Linked DNA regions of Homo sapiens: region 2 is linked to region 1. Evidence: read pairs that join two places in POLR2A ChIA-PET (ENCODE). Cell type or tissue: OCI-LY7. All regions are shown on one strand.

Evidence for each region. ChIA-PET counts read pairs that join two places held together with the same protein. Peaks named below come from ENCODE experiments on the same cell type or tissue, not always from the same donor. Only the 100,000 strongest peaks of a DNase experiment are listed, where the experiment ranks them.
Region 2: POLR2A ChIA-PET joins it to region 1 with 5 read pairs; 2 of 35 experiments call an interaction of 5 or more read pairs at or near these places.

What each region holds. Positions count from the first base shown.
Region 1 is chr7:151,070,758-151,075,757 of GRCh38, reverse strand. SLC4A2 (solute carrier family 4 member 2) reads right to left here. Exons shown (of 23, transcript NM_003040.4): 12 at 4,847-5,000; 13 at 4,461-4,686; 14 at 4,153-4,368; 15 at 3,921-4,069; 16 at 3,622-3,816; 17 at 1,465-1,719; 18 at 1,270-1,359; 19 at 917-1,083; 20 at 250-503; 21 at 1-152. Among named protein-coding and RNA genes, the nearest start is that of FASTK, 7.6 kb to the left of the region's middle. RefSeq lists an enhancer at 1-512. In OCI-LY7, no CTCF peak of the experiment used is centred here; no DNase peak of the experiment used is centred here.
Region 2 is chr7:151,398,235-151,403,234 of GRCh38, reverse strand. WDR86 (WD repeat domain 86) reads left to right here. Exons shown (of 6, transcript NM_198285.3): 2 at 2,994-3,135. Among named protein-coding and RNA genes, the nearest start is that of WDR86-AS1, 8.4 kb to the left of the region's middle. In OCI-LY7, a CTCF peak has its summit at 2,027; a DNase peak (open chromatin) is centred at 2,364; H3K4me3 peaks cover 525 bases; H3K27ac peaks cover 1,247 bases.

The sequences.
Region 1 (5,000 bases):
ATCTGGGTGGTGTTTGGGCGGCATGAGCAGCAGATGCAGCCGCTCATAGAACTGGATCCCGTTAAGGGAGGTGACTCCCATGTACAGGAAAATTCCAAAGAGCACGGCCAGGGGGATCTGCCGGAGCAGATCCCCGATAACTATGGAGAGGCCTACGGGAGGCGCAGGAGAAAGAGTTGGCCCCGGGGTCCCCTGGCCCCAGTAGCCCTGGGGAATCCACTGGGAAGGGAAAGGCAAGAGGCAACGTACCCACAAGCAGGGCAACCAGCAGCCCCGTCACCCGCTGCTCCTTGACTTCCTGAATCTTGGGCTTGTCCCCAGGTGCCACAGCCTTGCTCATGACAGTGAGCGCGTTGGCGTGAGTGACAGAGCGGACAGTGGCAGCAGCCAACCAGGGCAGGCCAAAGAGGGCACAGATGCCGCCCATGGCCACGATGAGCAGCAGGTCCAGGTGGAAGCCGGAGCCCTTCTGCAGCATGCGCTCCTTCTTGGAGATGATGAGCCTGAGAGCGGGAGGGGTGCTGCTGAGGCCCAGGCTGGACTCAGCTCCGCAGACCACAGGGTCTTTCCAGAATGCCCAGCCAGTCCCTCCATCTGGCTTTGGAACCTGGCGGTCCCTGTCCATTCCGTCAGGATTCAAATTCCGTTACAGAGCAAAACCTGGGCCCCCAGCCCTTATCGTCCATGACAGCTCCCAGCTAGCACTGCCAGGGTGGCCTGCCCCTCCACGTGCTGTTCCTGTCCCAGCAAACATCGGGGTTTTTCTGCTGTCTACAGAATAAACTGTGGCCATCTGGGCATCCAAGGTTCCCTGAGGTCCCTGGGATTGCCCAGTGTGGCTGGAGGTTCCATGCTGAGTTCCCCAGCCTGGCCTGGGGCTCTGGCCTCTCACACCCCTTTGGCTAGGACCACTCACGTGGTGATCTGTGTCTCCATGAAGATGAGAATGAAGACCAGGATGGCGGGCAGCAGGCTGGCAACCATCATCCACACAGGGAAGGGGCTCTTCTCTCCCAGGGGGTTGATGACCCAGCCCCTCTTTTCTGGGGCAGTCACCGAGAATCCACTGGGAACGCTCAGCTTCTGCAGGGCAGACACAGTGTAGGGACAAGGGTTAAGGTGAATGTGGAGGGCATGCCATGGAAAGGGGATGGCATCTTAAGGACAGGCTTAAGCTTAAGGACAGGCTGGGTTTGGAGGCTGGAGGGGAACACCTAGACCCGGGGTGGCAGAGGCAGCAGCACTTGCCTGCTGTGGGCAGCACCTTACCTGGGTATAGGTGTCCTCAATACTGTAATCCACAAGCACCATGATGAGGATGGCGATGGGCACCCCAAAGTCCCCAATCACCCGCCGGATCTGAGTGGGCAGGCACAGCGCTCAGAGTCCTGCCACCACAGCCGCTGACTTCCTGCCACCCCCCTTCCTGCCCCTAACCCCCTCTTGGCCTTTAAGCCCACGCACCCGGCCAGGAAAGAACCGGCTGTTCTTGAATTTGCGCAGGAAGAAGGCGATGAAGAAGGTGCCGGCCATGAGCACCAGCGACAGCAGGGCCGTGTTGGGCTGGCCCCGGGGCTTCCCCTGCCCAGACTGCCCAGCCAAGCTCCTGTTGCCCGGCCCCAGCGTGGGTCTTGCCCCGGCCCATGTCATGTTCTCACCGCCGTCCACCTCTGAGCTGTTGGAGGCTGAGCAGCCATGCAGGGGGTGCTCCTGGAAGATCTGGGGAGAGGAGGCCACACGGCCTCCATCAGCTGGACTGCAGAAAAGATTCCTGGGGCTCAGTGAGTGTCGGGTGGAAGGGGTGGGGCAGGGGAAAGGCTGGCCTGCTTTCAAGGAGCTTGTCTTGTTGAATTAAGACAATGACCCAGAGAACCAGCTGTGAGCACAGGGCAGTGTGGGGCAGAAAAGACCAAGCGGCTAGTATAAGTCAGGAAGGCAGTGGTGAGTGGCACCAGCCAGGCCCAGAGAGGATCCAGGGGCCTAAAGGAAGAGGACATGAGCACAGAGGACCACTGAGTGGCCTGTCACACACATCTGATGCCCAGACTGACTGTCACCTCTGGAGCCTTTCCCCTTTCTACACTCCTGGATTGTTTGACATTTTAACAAAAGCATGTACCTTTGTTATTAAAAAATGTGAGTTTTAAAACCAAATTAAAAATAATGTATTTTTTAAAAATAAAAAAACAGGCCGGGTACAGTGGTTCACGCCTGTAATCCTAGCACTTTGGGAGGCCGAGGCGGGCAGATCACTTGAGGTCAGGAGTTCGAAACCAGCCTTCCCTGTCTCTGCTAAAAATATAAAAACTAGCTGGGCGTGGTGGGCACCTGTAATTCCAGCTACTCGAGAGGCTGAGGCAGAGGCAGGAGAATCGCTTGAACCTGGGATGCCAAAGTTGCAGTGAGGCGGGCCACTGCACTCCAGCCTAGGCAACAGAGCAAGACTCTGTCTCAAAAAACAAATAAACAAATAAAATAAAATAAAATAAAATAAAATAAAATAAAGATGGACTGGGCCTGGTGGCTCATGCCTATAACCCCAACACTTTGGGAGGTCAAGGCAGGAGGATTGCTTGAGACCAGGAGAGTTCCAGACAAGCCTGGGCAATCTAGGCAGGCCTCTTCAAAAAATTTAAAAATTAGCCAGGCGTGGGGCCCGCCGGCAGTCCCAGCTATTAGGGTGGCTGAGGCAGAAGGATCACTTGAGCTCAGGAGTTTGAACTAACAGTGAGCTCTAATGGCGCCACTGTGCCATTAAATATAGAAGTTTTTAAAAAATAAAAGTATGAGTTTTTGGCTGGGTGCAGTGGCTCACACCTGTAATCCCAGCACTTTGGGAGGCGAGGCGGGCGGATCACTTGAGGCCAGGAGTTCAAGACCAGCCTGGCCAACATGGTAAAACCCCCATCTCTACTAAAAAAATACAAAAAATTTAGCCGGGCATGGTGGCGTGTGCCTGTAATCCCAGCTACTTGGGAGGCTGAGGCAGGAGAAACACTTCAACCCAGGAGGCAGAGGTTGCAGTGAGCAGAGATTGCACCAAAACTGCACTCCAGCCTGGGTGACAAAGCAACACTCTGTCTCAAAAAAAAAAAAAAAGAAATAAAAGTATGAGTTTTTGAAAGATTGATCTGTCTAGTTCGAGTTGCTGTTTGAAAATAAATTAAGGCCAGGTGTGGTGGCTAAATCCTGTGATCCCAGCATTTTGGGAGGCCGAGGTGGGTGGATCACCTGAGGTCAGGAGTTCAAGACAAGCCTCACCAATACGGTGAAACCCGTCTCTACTAAAATTACAAAAATTAGCCAGGTATAGCGGTGCACACCTATAATCCCAGCTACTTGGGAGGCTGAGGCAGGAAAATCGCTTGAACCCAGGAGGCAGAAGTTGCGGGGAGCCAAGGTCACGCCACTGCACTCCAGCCTGGGCAACAGAGTAAGAATGTCTCAAATTAATTAATTAATTAAAAGAGTAATCTGCAGCCCTGGTATACGTGTTGGCAACAAGCCCCGGGGATGCTCCAGACCAGCCTGGCCTCAAATCCAGAGGATGGGACCAAGAGACTCCCTCCAGCCCTGAGACCTCGGCCCTCCTGGCCCAGCTCTCGGCAGGGGCCTGCCCACCTTCACCAGCTTGTAGAAGGTCTCATAGATGAAGATGAGTGAGATCAAGAAGGCGAAGATCTCCTGGGTGAAGCGGGAGACGAAGCGGACCAGGAAGCTCCCCTCCAGGGCCACCATGAGCAGGGCCAGGAACACCAGCCAGAAGCCGATCCACACACGGCCCACCAGGTACTCCAGGTGGTTGCTGCTACAGAACTGGAGGGAGGGGCAGTCAGGTCCTGAGCTCTGGGTGGGGATGCTGTGGGGAGGTGTCTAGGGCACGGGAGGGGCGGCTGGAGATGGGCGAGAAGAGCCCTCACCGAGAAGAAGGCCTCCTCAAAGACCAGCAGGGGCCCTGAGAAGCCGATCACCAACAGGGGCTGGGCACCCAGCAGGCAGAAGACCACGCCCTGGAGCGCTGTGGACATAATCAGCTCCGACACCCCTATCAGGTCCTGCGTCTTCTCTCCTAGGGGTGTAGGAACCAGCTCAGGAGCTGGTGGCCAGGCCCTGGGCAGTCCCCGCCGCCCCCTACCTGAAGGCTCTCCTCACCCAGCAGCCCCCCAAAGGTGATGGCAGGAGACAGGGCGGCAAAGTAGATGAAGATGACTGCGGCCAGGCACTGAGGGTCAAGTGCATCTCGGAAGTCACTCAGGTAGTGGGGATAGCGGCGCCGCACATCTCGGATCAGCCCCCCAAAGGGCCGCCCCGTCCGCCGAAGGGGATCATCTTCAGCTGCCCCTGCCGCCTCTACCATCTGCAGGAGCGCTGCAACCCAGGCCTCCGTCAGGGCGCCCCAGCCCCTCTTGCCCACCTCACCCCCTCGAGGCAGCCCTGGCCCCAGCCCGCCCTGGCCGTACCCTTATCTTGGGCAGATTTGGGCTCCAGCCCAGCCCCTGTAGGTAGCAGCCGGCCCTGCTCCTCTCGCTTCTTGAGCATCTGGCGCTGGAAGTGGGCCACAGAGCGCAGCAGCTCCTCGCCCTGCACTTCTGAAGGCGGCAGCACCACGCTGCAGTCCAGGAAGGCGTTGATGGCCGTCAGCAGGTCCTCCCGCTCGTCAGCCAGGTAGGCTGCCTCGTGGAATTGCTGCCAAAGCAGCATGGGGATGGGGGAGAGCACAAAGAAGAGGGCTGAGGGCCTGGAGCTGAGGGTGGGCAAGGCCAGTGGGTGGGAGGCAGTCATGGGGATCAAGACTGGCCTAGGATGGGCTCCAGGAAGCAGGGCCCAGAGGAGGAGGGTAGCTGACCTTGTCTGACATGAGGGTGGAGATGGAGCGGCCGATCTCGTGGTAGTCCATGTTGGCACTACTCGGGCCCAGCAGCAGGAAGAGGAAACGCACAGGCACCGGCACCTCCAACACTGCGTCCAACTCCACAGCCTCCCGGAGCCGCACAAAGGCC
Region 2 (5,000 bases), 330 kb before region 1:
ACCTGTGGGTTCGTCTAACCACAGATGAAAAACATCCAGGAAAAAAAATTCCACAAGGCTCCAAAAAGCAAAATTTGGCTTCCCTGCTCACCAAGTCCTACACTGAATCCACACAAGTGAAGCGATGTGTAGCCATCGCAGTGGGTGTCATAAGTAACCTAGAGATGAACTGAAGTATGCAGGAGGATTGCATAGGTTATGGGCAAATACTACACCACAGGGACCTGAGCGTTGTGGAGTTTGGTATCTGCAGGGGATCCTGGAACTAATCCCTGATGGGTATTGGGGGCAACTGTATATATTGGGGGACAACTGTATACACACCATCTTTACCTGAAGGGCAGGCCCTACTAAGATCAGAGACCCTGAGGGCCCCCAGGGCTGCTAAGCAATGCCTGAGGCATAAACATTGATCTGGCAGCCAGGGTGATAGTCAAGCTATCTAACTGCACCCATGAGATAGAGTCCCAACCAGCTGGTGGGGTAGCTCAGGTGCTGAGACCCCAGACACCCTGGCATGGCCCTCCACTCTTGGCCCTCCATTCTGGCCACATCCCGGCCTCATCAGTCATCTCTACCGATCACTCAGACTCTGGCCTGGAGGTGCCCCATGGAGCCAGTCCCTGCACGCCTGCTTTCCTAGCCGCTGTTCTCCCTACGGGCACCGAGTCACCCTCTTCCTGGTCTCCAGTGCTCAGGCTTCTCTCCCGAGCCCCAGCCAGCCGCTGCCAGTGGGGTGCCGAGCCCTGCTGACCACATGCTGCCCTTGACTGTCTTCCCTTCTGGGCCTGGAGCTCCCTTGGAGGGCAAGGCTGTGTTTCATTGTCTCTGTGTCTATGTTAGTGTCCTGGGGCTGCTGTGACAAAGGAGGATGCTTGGTGCCTGGAAACAAGTGAAGTTGATTCTTCACAGTGCTGGAACCCAGAGGGCTGAAATGAGCGTCCCTGGGATGAAAGCAGGGTGTCAGCAGGGCCACATCTAAACCCTGCAGGGAACGGTCGGTTCCTGGCCTCTTCCAGCCCTAGTGGCTGCTGGCATTCCTGCGCTCGTGGCCACATCCATCTCTGCCTTCACCTTCACGGCCTCCTCTTCCGAGTATATCACATCTCCCTGGCCTCTCTCTTGTAAGGACATTTGTGGAGATATATATATATATATATATATTTTTTTTTTTTTTTTTTTTTTTTGAGGCAGAGTTTTGCTCTGTCACCCAGGCTGGAGTGCAGTGGTGCAACCTCAGCTCACTGCAGCCTCCGCCTTCCGGGTTCAAGCAGTTCTCTGCCTCAGCCTCCCGAGTAGCTGGGATTACAGGCGCCCACCACCACGCCCGGCTAATTTTTTGTATTTTTAGTAGAGACGGGGTTTCACCATCTTAGCCAGGCTGATCTTGAACTCCTGACCTTGTGATCCACCCGCCTCGGCCTCCCAAAGTGCTGGAATTACAGGCGTGAGCCACCGCGCCTGGCCACTTGCGGTTGTATTTAGGACCCCCCGGATAATCTAGGATAATCTCCCCAGTCAAAGTCTTTACCTCGTCACATCCACAAAGACCCCTTTCCAAGTAAGGTCACATTGACAGGTTCCAGGGATTAGGACCTGCTGTCTTGGGGCCGTCATTCTGCCTACCACAGTATCTCTCCCCAGTGTAAGGAAAATAGCGAACATGTGCCATTCCCTCTGCGGCTGCCTCTGTCCTCAGTCTGCGCTACATCCCGTGAGGCAGGCATTGTCCCCATCCCAGGTGAGGAAATGTGGAATGCAAAAGCTGAAAGGTTTGAAAAAGACTAAAAGGAGATGATAAAGAAATGAGGAGGGAAGGAGAGGAGGGAGGAAGGCAAGAGTGGAAGCTGAGGAAACAGAGGGTTTAGGGTGCAGGCGAGTGCCCCTGGATTGCTCCTGCTGTTGATGGCTGCTGTGAAACCTCAGTTCTTGTCTTCTTAGTTTAACAGAATTGAAACAGGAGACACACAGCAAAGGAGATGCAGCATAGAGCAATGTATTGCACAGGAGGAAGAATACCCTGAAAGTTAGGTGCAGAATAGGCAGGACGCCCCAAGAGGGGAGTCAGGGTAGGCTGCCTGTGAGGATGAGAGAGCAAAGACCGGCTGGAGGGAGGATCCCTTTTTAGGAGTCTTACCTGATTATTCATGAGCAGGTGGGCAAGGGGGTTGCTGGGAAGCATGTTCTGGGTGCTCATGCACAGTGGCTGTGCATCCCTGTTCATACGTCACATGTCTCACTGGCATCTTAAATCTCCATCCAGGGGTGTGTTTTTTACTATTGTAATGAGCAAAGGGTCACTGTGAGGACCGGTAAAAATCAAAGTGCACGTGCTCTCTACAGGGGAAAGTCCCTACTGAAGATAGCTTTGCTTGAATGAGCTTGCCTGCAGTGCGAATGCTGGGGCTTATTGTGTTGACGGCGCAGTCGCCATGGTTGCTGCGTCCTGAGGACATGGTTACTTCCCTGACTATCTGTCGTGCCTCACTGGTACCCCGTGCTTTCTGAGAATCACTCAGACTGAAGTCATTCTTTAAGAAGGATGAGTTGAGGGCTGGGCGCAGTGGCTCACGCCTGTAATTCCAGCACTTTGGGAGGCCAAGGCAGGCAGATCACTTGAGGTCAGGAGTTCGAGACCAGCCTGACTAACATGGCGAAACCCCATCTCTACTAAAAATACAAAGAATTAGCCAGGTATAGTGGTATGCGCCTGTAATCTCAGCTACTCAGGAGGCTGAGGCAGGAGAATCACTTGAACCCGGGAGGCAGAGGTTGCAGTGAGCCCAGATCGCGCCACTGTACTCCAGCCTTGTGACAGAGTGAGACTCTGTCTCAAAAAAACAAAACAAAACAAAACTAATGCTAATTGACTCCAGCTTGTCTCAAACACTCCCTACATCCTGCTTTCTTCCCTTTTCAAACATTGTTCCCAGAAGAAAAGCAGGAGCTGGCATCCCCAGTACGCTCACATCTCCCCTGTCCCTCATCTGCAGGACATGAAAGCTATGTGACCTTCTGCCAGCTGGAGGATGAGGCTGCCTTCACATGCAGCGCCGACTGCACCATCAGGAGGTGGGACGTGCTGACCGGGCAGTGTCTGCAGGTGTACCGAGGACACACGTCCATCGTGAACAGGTCAGCCTGGCTGGGGGCTTGGGCTGAGTCTCACCATACATAGGCTTCTGGTGGGGCTGAGGGGTCAGAGATATGGGCCCCTGCACGTGAGGGCCCTTGGCTCTCTGGGGAAGCAAAAACGTGGACAGCTGGGAGGTGGTCAGTAGCACCCAGCGACGTGGACCCAGGACAGGCAGCGAGCTCAGTGCCTGCGGCTGCATGTGGGGCAGGGAGGCACTGCCCATCCACTGAACAGAGCCTGATGCTTCCCCCTTGGGGGCACAGTGGCTCCCCGCTGGGTGCAGGGAAAAGCACCAGAGCCTACAGCTCGTAGGGATGGGGACAAATTCCATAGGAAATGGCTTAATTGAGACCCGATGGTGGACCAAAGGTTTGCAGGAGGAGGAGTGTGGGGGATTGTTCCGAAGACGGAGTTGAGGATATTTTTAAGCCTCTCCTTTCTTTGTAGCTGTGGAAAATATCCCAGCCCCTCCTTCTCAAGAAGGTTGGAATTGTTCCTTTCTCAATGAATTTGGGTCTGAGCTGAGCAATGGAAATTCCTTTGCTGATCAGATCAGTTGGACACTGTTGGAGTCACTTGTGGTGGTCACCTCGGACTCCCGAGGGAGGCCTCCTGGCGCCCCTGGGCCTGGCAGCTGCACTGGAGGAGGGGCGCTGCCTGGAGGGTGACCCAAGTAAAGACAGGGCTGGCGCAGGCTGGCACGAGGGGGTCCTGAAGGTGGGGCTGGGGGCGCAGACCAGACAGGATGAACCCCACCAGAGGAATGCTGTTGGTTGAGCTCTGACAGGAACCCCCAGTCAGTGGACCAGCGCATGGGGGGACAGGAAAGGCAGTGAGACCCATCAGCCCAGCTCGCTGGAGTCGCAGGTGGCTGCAGCCAGGAATAATAATCGATAGTCGATGGACGGGGAGCTGGGTGACACCCTGAGGAGGAGGCTGAAGGGATGCGGGGACTTTTTAGAGTGAATGGGGGGTATATGCAGACACAAGGTAGGGTGGCCGTCTGGCCCCGGCCTTCCTCAGCTGAAGCAGGTGAGGCCCTGAGACCTGCCCAGGCAGCCCACAAGGTGGTAAAGAAGGGGCTAGAGTGAGAACTCAGGGCTCACAGCTCCACTGGCCTCTTCCCAGCACTCTGACTTCCCTGAGAAAGAAGTTTGCCATGAAAGAAGAGAGTAGGGCTGGGGGAGCGCCCTCCTGTGAGTCAGGCAGAGGCTGCAATGGGCTCAGCGGGGAGAAGGCCTGCCTGCAGTGACCAGTGGGCCCTCAGCTGCCAAACCCACAACTGTCAGATGCTTCTCAAAAGCAAAACTGGAACATTAAAGGTAGAAATCATGCTCGGCCAGATTTACTCTCACATGTGCACACACAACTTACACATACACATGTGCGCACACACACAACATACATATACACCATACACACAACTTACACATATACACGTGCATACACAACATACATACACACTCATACACAAACTTACACATACACACGTGCGCACACATACATATACACATACACCATACAAACAACTTACACATATACACGTGCATACACAACATACATACACACTCATACACAAACTTACACATACACACGTGCGCACACATATACACATACACACCTTACACATACACATGTGCACACACATACACTCATACACAACTTACACATGTGCACACACGCACAACATACATATACACCCATACACACAACTTACACATACACATGTGCACACATACACAACATACATATGCACTCATACACAACTTACACATGCACATGCAACTTACACACATACACACAACATACATATGCACCCATACACACAACTTACACACACATATGCACACACAACACACACATG